2 separate regions of the Homo sapiens genome follow, and region 2 is linked to region 1. A link is a loop called in an ENCODE intact Hi-C map of the cell type or tissue named here. Cell type or tissue: sigmoid colon. All regions are shown on one strand. Each heading gives the region's core, and the rest is flanking DNA. Links, peaks and the distances in the headings are about the cores only.

The links. Hi-C counts contacts between places; a loop is a spot of excess contacts. Peaks named below come from ENCODE experiments on the same cell type or tissue, not always from the same donor. Only the 100,000 strongest peaks of a DNase experiment are listed, where the experiment ranks them.
Region 2: it touches region 1 in a loop (1.8-fold over the local background); 2 of 110 quality-filtered maps call a loop at or near these places.

The regions. Positions count from the first base shown.
Region 1 is chr3:73,399,612-73,404,995 of GRCh38, reverse strand. It overlaps PDZRN3 (PDZ domain containing ring finger 3), which reads left to right. Exons shown (of 10, transcript NM_015009.3): 4 at 601-848; 5 at 3,987-4,074. Among named protein-coding and RNA genes, the nearest start is that of PDZRN3-AS1, 220 kb to the left of the region's middle. In sigmoid colon, for the core only: no CTCF peak of the experiment used is centred there; DNase peaks (open chromatin) are centred at 3,135 and 3,851; H3K27ac peaks cover 1,647 bases.
Region 2 is chr3:73,317,262-73,322,645 of GRCh38, reverse strand. LOC107986098 (a long non-coding RNA gene) reads right to left here. Exons shown (of 3, transcript XR_001740754.1): 3 at 5,177-5,238. Among named protein-coding and RNA genes, the nearest start is that of EBLN2, 260 kb to the right of the region's middle. In sigmoid colon, for the core only: no CTCF peak of the experiment used is centred there; a DNase peak (open chromatin) is centred at 3,115.

The DNA.
Region 1 (5,384 bases), core at 203-5,202:
GGAACCAAAACAGCAATTAAGCCAGCGGTCACTTCCCCCAAACGCTGGCCATTTGAATTCCTTCTCCATAATAACTTGCCATATGCCGCTATGGCCTGAACTGTCATTTACTTAATATTTTCAATGGACTTTTTAAAGAGCGAAAGGATTATTAAGAGGAAACTTCATATTACTTCCATGAAGGGAAGACTGGTATCATCTGACACAAACTGGAAAAATACACACTATTAAAACATAACAATGTAATGAATTTCTAGTTAGCTATTATTGCCTGATAAAGGCTCGGAGCCTGAGGCTGGCCTTTTCTTTCACAGGCAAGATTAGCAAGTGATGAAATTGTGTTAAAGACATTCCACGGGGAAGCTAAGCCTTCCCGCTGTGAGATTTATTATTGCATGCCAGATCTGAATACCTCCAAACTCACTCTCTTTCCACCAGGCATTCTTCGGGAAACCTAAACACAGAGAACTGAAGTTCTCTGACACCACCACCTGCTTCTTTCTTTTAGCTGCTTACACATGAAAGCAGGCAATTCATGTATTTGTCCTTCCGTTTTCTGCTTTATTCTAACCTTGTCCCACCCTAAATATTTTTCCACAGGTCAACGGCAGAGACTTATCCAGAGCAACTCATGACCAGGCTGTGGAAGCTTTCAAGACAGCCAAGGAGCCCATAGTGGTGCAGGTGTTGAGAAGAACACCAAGGACCAAAATGTTCACGCCTCCATCAGAGTCTCAGCTGGTGGACACGGGAACCCAAACCGACATCACCTTTGAACATATCATGGCCCTCACTAAGATGTCCTCTCCCAGCCCACCCGTGCTGGATCCCTATCTCTTGCCAGAGGAGTAAGTAACCTAATCTTGAACCCCTAATGCATTAAGAAGTATTTCCAAGTTGGTTTCTTTCTCTTCTATGTGGTGAAAAAAATTAATGCACCCTATAGTTTTCCTCCAAGTTGCCCATGTTTAACTTTATTGTTTATAGAGGCAATAAATCGAATCCTGCTCAAAACCGCTCCGACATATTAATTACTTTATTATAACCCTGGAGCGGACTTATTCAAATTATATCCTAAGAACAGAATTACTTACAAATGTTGTAAAAGTTGTTTCAGAATAAAATGTAATCACCCCAAATGGTAATTTGAAGATCCTGCAGTTATTACTAGGGAATGTTGATCATTCTTTTAAATAGACAAAAAAGTAAGTTGTGTGTGTCAAGAGAGCCCTGGAGGTTGTGCCTTCTGCTTTCTTGGGTCTCATTTCAAGCCTGGATCCATGTAATAAGCCCGCACATGCCTCATCTAAGTACTGCATCAACCAATTAAATAACAGCTGCAACTCAGCACGCCACATGGATTTCTTTACACACACCTCTTCTCTCAACTTATTTCTGCCAGCGATAAAGAGTCCTTCAGAGGCTTCAAGTCAGACAAACCTGATGCTCAAAGTGATTTCTAGTTGTGGAACTTGGGTAACTTACTTTGTTTTGTGGGGCTGTATTTTTCCTATATTAAAATGGAGATAACAGTATCAATCTCTTATCATTGAAGGATTAAATGAAACAATATGTGGGAAGTGCTCATGGGGCATATGGTAAGCACTCAGTAAATGGTACCAGCGATCACCGTTAATTTAGTGGGTGATGTAAAATATTCAGGAAAAAATGAAGAGCAAGACACTTTCTGTGATAGACTGCTGGCCCCCAAGGTGTCCAGTTCGACATAGCTTTTAACATAGCTTTTCAAGGCCAGGCGTGGTGGCTCACACCTGTAATCCCAGCACTTCGGGAGGCCGAGGCAGGTGGATCACAAGTTCAGGAGATTGAGACCATCCTGGTTAACACGGTGAAACCCCGTCTCTACTAAAAATACAAAAAACAATTAGCCAGGTGTGGTGGCGGTCACCTGTAGTCCCAGCTACTCGGGAGGCTGAGGCAGGAGAATGGCGTGAACCCGGGAGGCGGAGCTTGCAGTGAGCCGAGATCATGCCACTGCACTCCAGCCTGGGCAACAGAGCGAGACTCCGTCTCAAAAAAAAAAAAAAAAAAAAGCTTTTCATGTGTGACTTTGCACATCTGAGGACACAGCCTCTCCAGCTGATGTTAGGGTCGCCCCTGTGTTTTCTCATCTCAGCTCCATCTCGGATCAGATCATTGACTTGATACATTATTTCAAAGGGCATTTTCACCTCTTACAGGAGAATCCACTGGGTAATACCTGTTGGATTCCTACTAGTAACTCAGTAGCTGGAGTGAGCACATGTTTCCTATGGTTCAGTCAAGTTCTGGATAAAGGCTTGCCCTTCATCCCTTGGTCTTAGTGGCTAGCTGTCATTGGAACCCAGGACTAATTCCCCAGGCTTGACAGAGTAGGTTTGGCAGCAGCTGGTAGCATAAAGACAGAGGACAGGGCATCCGTCTCACATTCACTCACAGTGTGCACATGTGCAAAGAACTATTATCTATCTCCTTCATTTCTCATGACTGTCCCTTTATACAGATGAGGAACTGCAGACTCACCAGGTTCCACTGAGCTGATGGAAAGGCAGGTCAGTCAGACCCCGACTCCCAGCTCTGAACCACAGTACCCTGTAGTGACCCATTCCATCCTCTGGAACAACTGGCTGATTCACTGAGTATGATGATCCAGACCATTTATCTGACGTTACAGACCAAACTGCCTCACATTATTGATGAAGCCTTTAAGGCTACTTCTGACTCTTAAATGTTGACCTGTCACAGTGATGGGCCTTTTAGAAGCTAAACCTGTAATTTCCTCTTAGGTCTAGTTAACATGACATGACTTATCCCCTGGGGGCGACTTGAGAAATGTCAGAAGAGTCCAGAGGTCAGGCCTCTTCAGGTTCTGGCTGCAAGGTCAGACAACAGCAAGAGCGTGTGTCGGGACTGAATGGGGAATGTTAAGTTGATGCTTGAAAGCCCAGACCTTCCAACAGTATCCTCAGTACTAAAAGCCCTTTAAGTGCAGGCAGTATATTTGCCTGATGGGTCCAGAAAATTGAAAGCCAGCCCTTGTTTGAATGGCCACTCATGTCTGATCTGTTGTTTCAAAACTAAGTGCCTGGGAGGGAAGACTAGAGCCCATTGATTGCTGTGCTGACCTTTGAGGACGTGAAGGTTTGGGTCCCCAGCCAACAATCAGAGGCTGAAGCTTTGCATCTGGCACCGTGGACTGTTAAGCTCCTTTCAAAGCTGCTGATGGAGTATGTTATGATTCCCACTGCCTTGGCTCCTTGAGGTTGCATTAATGACGTTTCCAAAGATGTCGTGAGTTCTGTGGACTGTGTTTTGCATATGTTGTCCTAGGGAAACATAAGCTTCCAGTCTCCTAGCAGAGTGAATGTGTGTGTACTCATTATATGTAAACATATACACACAGATGCACTTATGCCTACATGTTTGTATGTGCATTTCAACCATGTAAGTGCATACTGTACGTTTGTGATATCAAACATATTATTGTGGGTAACATTCAAAAAGACACGGTCCTAGGTAACAGCAGAACAGTTTCATTCTCAGCCTTTTGAACTGATCTCAGAGGCCAGCACATATCTTAGACTGTTGCCTGGGCTCGAGCCTAGTTCTCTGCAGAGATAAAATCTAACAATGAAGCAATAAGCAGTAAAATATTGTCCTGTTTCCTGCGTAGAGATGGAGTTAGAAATCAGTCACGCTGAATCACGTGACTGGCAGGCTCCGGGATGGGCTCTGCAAACAACAAAGCCCATCAGGCTTGCACTTTGCATCTTAAGTCCTTCAGGAGGAAATGTACTAAAGGCAAATGGTAAAATTAGGATGATGGAGGTCCTGACCGTGCTGAGAGCCCCATCCAGAGGGAAGTGAGTCATGAAAGGGCCCACACCCTGGGAATTGCTACTGTGCCACTGGCCTGACAATGGGTGTAAGAAAAACAGATACTGACAACGGAAGAAGGGCTGTAAAGATGTTGCATCTCTTTTCAGGCATCCCTCAGCCCATGAATACTACGATCCAAATGACTACATTGGAGACATCCATCAGGAGATGGACAGGGAGGAGCTGGAGCTGGAGGTATGAAGAACATCCTTGTCTCATTTTAGGAGTCATTATTAAGAACACAGAATGCCTAATAAGTTCTCTATAAGCATAAATTAGTTTACGGATGCCGATGGAAAGTAACAAAAGCAGAACCACTTTTACTGATGCCCTTTGAAAGGCACAACTGAGATTCTTCTTCCTTCCTTGGAAACAGAGCTTAATAATCAAGTCCCAAAAGCAGAAATGTAAACTTTTTTTAATTTGAATCACTTAAAAGTTAGGACAGTAAATCCTGTTGTCAACCTTTGAATCCACATAATCCATACATTCTTGTAACTAACATAAGCCTCCTCACCTTCCTCCCTTTTATGTCATCACCACTCTTTACTCAAAGGCAGATGGCTCAAGAGTAGGTGGATAAATTACTTGAGTGAATGCTAGCCCGCCCTAACAAAAGGGTTTGTTCACTGCTTCACTTGCTTCAAGTTTGCTAACATTGATACAGAAGAAATTAAACAAGTCTGCAACTCTTCTTAAGTGTTATTTGAGGCCACACAGGAATAAAGATTCAAGATGCTACATAATGTCAAATAGGTCTCTGTTAAGGTTTAAAATATTTAGAGGACACCAGGTTGCCAACAGAGTTCTACTTCCCATTTTCCTTTTATTAAGGGTGATAGAAAATACAGAAAACACTAACTTGTATAATATATTTATATTTTGGGGAAAACACTTTTATATTTCAATGGGGTTTCAAAAAATATAACAGCATTTTTGAAAGCTGATTTTATGGAATAAGGTAAAAAGACACCTGATGTTGACAGGTAAGCCCTTGGGTACCATCAAAAGGTCACCCAGGAAAAATCGAACATTTTATCCAATTTCATGGCTAACTGTTGTGTAATCTATGCTGTCCTACCAATACTTCTGAAGTTGAATTGTTCAGTGGCAGTAGGTTCTGTGCAAGGACAGAAGCAGTCAAATAGTAGAAAACAGCTATGTTCCTCAACTTAAAGTTACCAAGAGTTCTCATTCCAAGACAGAAGTTAAAAATCAATAATTGTGTGCAAACGATGACTTCACTGATGGTTAGCCAGATACAGTCAAATCAAAGGACTTGTTGCCAGTGGCATGACTGACTCTGTGCCAGTTTTCAGAAATTTAAAATTTTCCCTAAATGCACCTGGTCTAAACAGCAATGGCCAGTATTCTCACTATAAAAACTTGACTGTTTCTGCTTGCTGTCAGCCACTTACCAAAGCGCTTGCCATTTAACAATTGTTCCAGAAAATGTAGTTTTGTCATTTTCAAAAATCAGGATTCTGCCTCTTATTTAGTGTCCT
Region 2 (5,384 bases), core at 292-5,291, 82 kb after region 1:
TACCTGGGCGATGGATGATCTGTGCAGCAAACTACCATGGTACACATTTACCTATGTAACAAACCTGCGTATCCTGCACACGTACCCCAGAAATGAAAATAAAAGTTGGAAATTTAAAAAAAACTAATAACCAAACAAAAATTCAACACATCAGGATACAAAAAAATTATTCAAAGAATAGCAAAGAGCAAGAAGACAGTGATGGAGTGGTTCTAATTTAGAAAAGGTGGTTAGGAGAGGCCTCCCCAAGACAGTGGTATTTGAACAAAGCCCTGAATAAAGTGAAAACACAAGCCATGAAAATAGCCACAGGGAGAGTATTCTAGAAGGAGGGAACAGCTAGTGCAAAGACTAAGGGGGGAGAATATTTGTCATATCCAAGGACCTGCAAAGAGGCCGATATGCTAGAGTAGAATAGGACATGGTAGGTGGCAAGGTTGGAGGGGTACATGTGGGGACAGCAAATCACATAGGGCACTGAAGGCCATTCTATGGGAGGCTTGACCAGGGGATCTGATGTGAAAGGTGTTATAAAGACCCATCTGGCCGTTTCGGTGGAGGGGACTATGGAAGCAAGGCTGGACATATAGAATGTGATGAAATTCAGCCCACTCTATTGGATACTGAGAGGGATAGAAGATGAAGACAGCATTTGGTCTTCTTTGATGGAGGAAAGAAACAAGTAAACAAATAATTCAAACATGGCTAAGCCATGGTACGAACAAGAGCCATCAATTCTGACTCAGCGATAATGACTGCCACTTCTTACTCACTGACAACATGCCTCATGTTCCTCACCGTTTATCTGGCTCATTCCTCCAAAACACTCCACAGGGAGGAAGCATTAGCCACAGGCCATCAAATGGCAAATGCCCCCGTTTCTCAGCACCGACGTTGTCAACAGCATACAATGACAAATGGAGGCCCCAAGAGGTCCATTTTTGTCCTTCCATTTTTAAGCAACTTGCTCAGAAATCAAGCTCATTGTAAATGGCAGAGCTGGAATTTAAGCCCAGGCAGCCTGACTCCAAAGCACAGCTCTGAACCAGGCCGCTACATTGCCACCAAATGTCTTCCCTGTAGGTATTTGGGCTTCTGGCCTCTGGTTTGGGGAAACAGAAAAATGAGCAATGAAAATACAAAGAGCTCTCGAAATGATAAAGCAGAGTTTTATGATGCTGAGGATGGTTGTAAAAGCAGCAATAGGTTTTAATGAGCTAAGAATTCTTTTAGCCCAGAAAAGTGATTTATATCTTTCCCAGTGCTATACTCCCAAATGACAAAAAACATCATTTTTTCCCAGCCTCCTACAAGTTGCTCTATCTTATTTATGTTGTTCTCCACACAAATGGAGAAAACTCTTTTCTTCTTAAAATTCAAATCCATTCCTGCTTAATTTTCCTCTCCTTTTATTTTGGTTTTGTCCTTTCAGGGAAGTCCCCCTGCTAATTGTAAGGGCAGTTGTGATGGACATCCACTAACCCCAAGATGGCAAATGTCTGGCCATTGTGCCATCTCTCTCTCTCTCTCTCTCCTCTTGTGTCCACAGCAGACATCTCTAATTGATACTGGTGTCCTCCGCCTGTCCTTTCTGAGATTTCACAGTGCTTTCACAGCACTCCAGAGCATTAGATGCTACCAATAGATCAACGTTAAACCCATGTGCCATCTTTGAAGTTATAGTCTTTCTCAAGGCCTTGGTTATGAAAACGGGGATCATCTCACTCAGGGATACTCTTTGAAATACCCATCAGGTTTCTTAGCTCAGAAGCCATGGTGAACGCAGATACCTGGTAAGAGGCAGCATACGCATAGTAAGGATGGCTGGTGGGTTGTATTAAAGGGGGCCTGGAAAGGGGAGAGCCGAGATGCATGAATAGCACTTGGGAGGCTACCATCTCGTAATAATCCAGACAAGAGAGGAAGATGGCCAAATTGAGGTAACAGCAGCGGAAATGGGAGAAGGTTTTGCAGAGTTTTTTCAAGCTGTGGGTCATGAAATCAATTTGCTGGGTCATGACCACCACTTCTTAAAAATGAAGTAATAAAATAGAATAGGTATTGTTTGGTGAAGCTCATTTCAGCCCTTATATTACATGTGTGTATCAGGTTTCAACGTAAAAGATATGTCTTACTATGGGTTGCAGTCTATGATAGGTTAAATAACAGTCCCCAGGCCCCTTACTAAAGACCTCCATACCGTAATCCCCTGAACCTGTGAATATGTTACATTACATGGCAAAAAGGACTTTGCAGATAGAATTAAGGTTACTAATTAGCTAATCTAGAAATATGGAAATTTTCCTGGATTGTGGACCCAGTGATTTCAGACTGGTGGGACCTCAAACCAAGAAAACAGCCTGGCCCACAGGACTTTTGGCCTACAGAATTTTTAGATAATACATAGGTATAGTTTCAATCCTCCAAACATGTGGCAATTTGTTGTTGCAGCAGCAGAAAACTAAAAATGGCTTGAAAAAAGTTTGACAGTTTCTGATGCAGGAGTTTAGAATCAGATTACTGGGTTCTACTTCCTAGTTATTCTTGTATTTAGTAGCCTGTGACCTTGGGCATGTTATCCAACATTTCCTTGGATATAAAACTGAGGTATAATAGAGCAAACTCACTGGGTTTTGGAGGGACCAGGACCAAAATCAATGGTGGTAATGCACATAAAATGTTCAGAGTGATAATTATTATTATGACTTTGATTTAGTAGAAAGGCAAGCTCTTGACCTTCAGTTTCTTATCTGAAAAATGGAGATAATACGACTCCCTCATTTGGTTGGGGTCAAGAACTAATCAAGTATTATAAAATGAGGCCCAGAAAACTCCCTAAAAATTATAGATAAAAGATGACAAGAAACTACTAGTTCTTCACTTCAATATCTGCTCTCTTATTCTTCCTTATTAATATAACCTCCAACTTTTAGCAGAGACATGTCTGCTCAGGATAAAGAGGATGTGACCCAGTCTCCCTGGGAGCTTGATGTAGCCATATGACTTAAGTGCTGGCTAGTCACATGTAAGCAGAAGTGTTATATGCAGCTTCCAGAAAGTCTTCTTAAAAGGCGGTGGACAGACCCTTCTTCTACTGTCTTTTCTGTTGACAGGCATGAGGTCATGATGGCAGGAATTCAAGCAGCCGTTTGAGACTATGAGATTGAGAACTCCAGAGCAGCAGGATAGAAAAAAGGCTGAGTCCTTGGGGATTTACGGGGCCACGTTTACAGCCTGAATTGCCTATCTCAGTGCTTTGTTTAGACAAGAGAGAAACAAACTTTATTAGTATGTTTTCATACTGTTGTAAAGAACTGCCTGAGACTGGGTAATTTATAAAGAAAAGAGGTTAATCGTAAGTTACACCTGAGGCTAGAGAGGCCTCAGGAAACATACAATCATGGTGGAAGGTAAAGGGGAAGCAAGGTACCTACCTTCTTTGCAAGGCAGCAGGAAGGAGAAGTGCAAGCATATGCCAGATGCTTATAAAACCATCAATCAGATCTCATTCACTATCATGAGAACAGCATGGGGGAAGCTGCCCATATGATCCAATTACCTCCACCTGGTCCTGCCCTTGACACATGGGGATTATGGGAATTACAATTCAAGATGATATTTGGATGGGGACAAAGCCAAACCATAACACTTCTGACACTTGTGTTGTAGAACTTACAGGGCTCACAGCTTTACAATTTGCTACTCACAGCATCAAGCAACTCACCACAAGTTGAAGCTCTTTGATCAACCAGTTTATTATATTAATGATGCTTTAAAACTTTGCAAACTGCTATACACATATGCCAACAGCTCTCCAAAGGATCCCAAATATTTATAAAACAACTATATAGATTCTTTTAAATGCTTAAAGTAAGGTGAAGTATTTACATGGAAATGTTTTAACTCAATAAGACATTTTTCAAATGGCTCAGTTTGTCTCATGGATCAGTCATCAGGAAAAATAAACTAACTTGGCATCTTTGTGTGGACTCATAAAGGAAATTAGCTTGCAGTCCACAAGGAAGTTGCTTTTCATGCACCCAATTGTGTTGTGTCAAAAGAATCAATAAAGATGAACGATTTCAAGATGAATATCCCAATATAATCCATTAGAGTGCATGGGTCATTTGCATTTTCTAAAGATGCAAATAATGAAATCAGGACGAAGAGTAATCCAAAACAATTTTCTACCTTCCAGAGAAGCCAAAGCATACAAGTGGAATGAGAAGCTCCCTCTTATGTTATTCAGAGCAAGACTCTGGCCCAACCAGTTCATCTCACACATAACTCCGAGGTCCCCAAATCCAGAGGCATTTGAAATTTATTAAATGAACTGGCCCTTCCTGACAGAAATCATGAACCAATTTTAATTCAAAAGGAAGCCTCCAAAAAAATACATCATTGTGTGATTTGAGAAAAGAAGGGCATTTACCATGGGTGGCACAACATACTCATGATCTTACTTAGTCCTTATAATATCCCAGGAGGCAAGTATTGTTCTCTCTTGCAGATGAGGAGTGTGAGATATGAAGCGACTTCTGCAAGATCACAGGGAGACACCGGCAGAATGAAGAAAGAAACCAAACTCTGTTTGATGTAATAGCCTACAGCAGAGCTGTGCAGTAAACATCTAATATGACCCACATATGTGATTTAAACATTTTAGTAGCCACATTAAAAAAAGAAGCAAGTGAAATTAAAGCTAGCACTCTTTCTGATTTTGACCCAATAGATTCAAAACATTATCATTTCAACATGTAATCAATATAAAAATTGAGATATTTCACACATTCCTTTGTATTAAGTCTTCAAAAACTTGTGTGTATTTGACATTTATATCACATCTTCATTCTGACTAGCCACATTTCAAGTGCTCAATAGACATGTGTGGCTAGTGGCGACTGTATTAGACAGCATAGGCCTAGAGTAATACTCAGCATTGTTACCTACCATTTCATTTTTACATACAGTGATAAGCCCCAAATGCCTGAATTTGTAGACTTATAAAATTGTAATAACCTGATGAGGCCCTACACGGTTGCCTATTTTTAATTTTGCCAAGTATATTGGTTTGCTTAGGCTATGTCATGATGCACTAACAAGCAACCCCAAATCTCAATGGCTTGCAGCAACAAAATTTTATTTCCCTGCTATGCAACATACCTATTATGAGTTGGCTGCCACTCTGCTCCTCGTCATCCTCAGTCTGAGACCCAGGCAGATGGTACAGGCAATACCCTGTGGAAGAAGGAAGAGAGATACTAGAGAATGTTTCTCTCTAGATATATACTGTCTCTTAAAGATTCTGCTATGAAAGGGTACATTTGACGAATGAAATAGCCAAAGCAAGTCTCATGGCCAACCTTCATATCTTGGGGGACAGA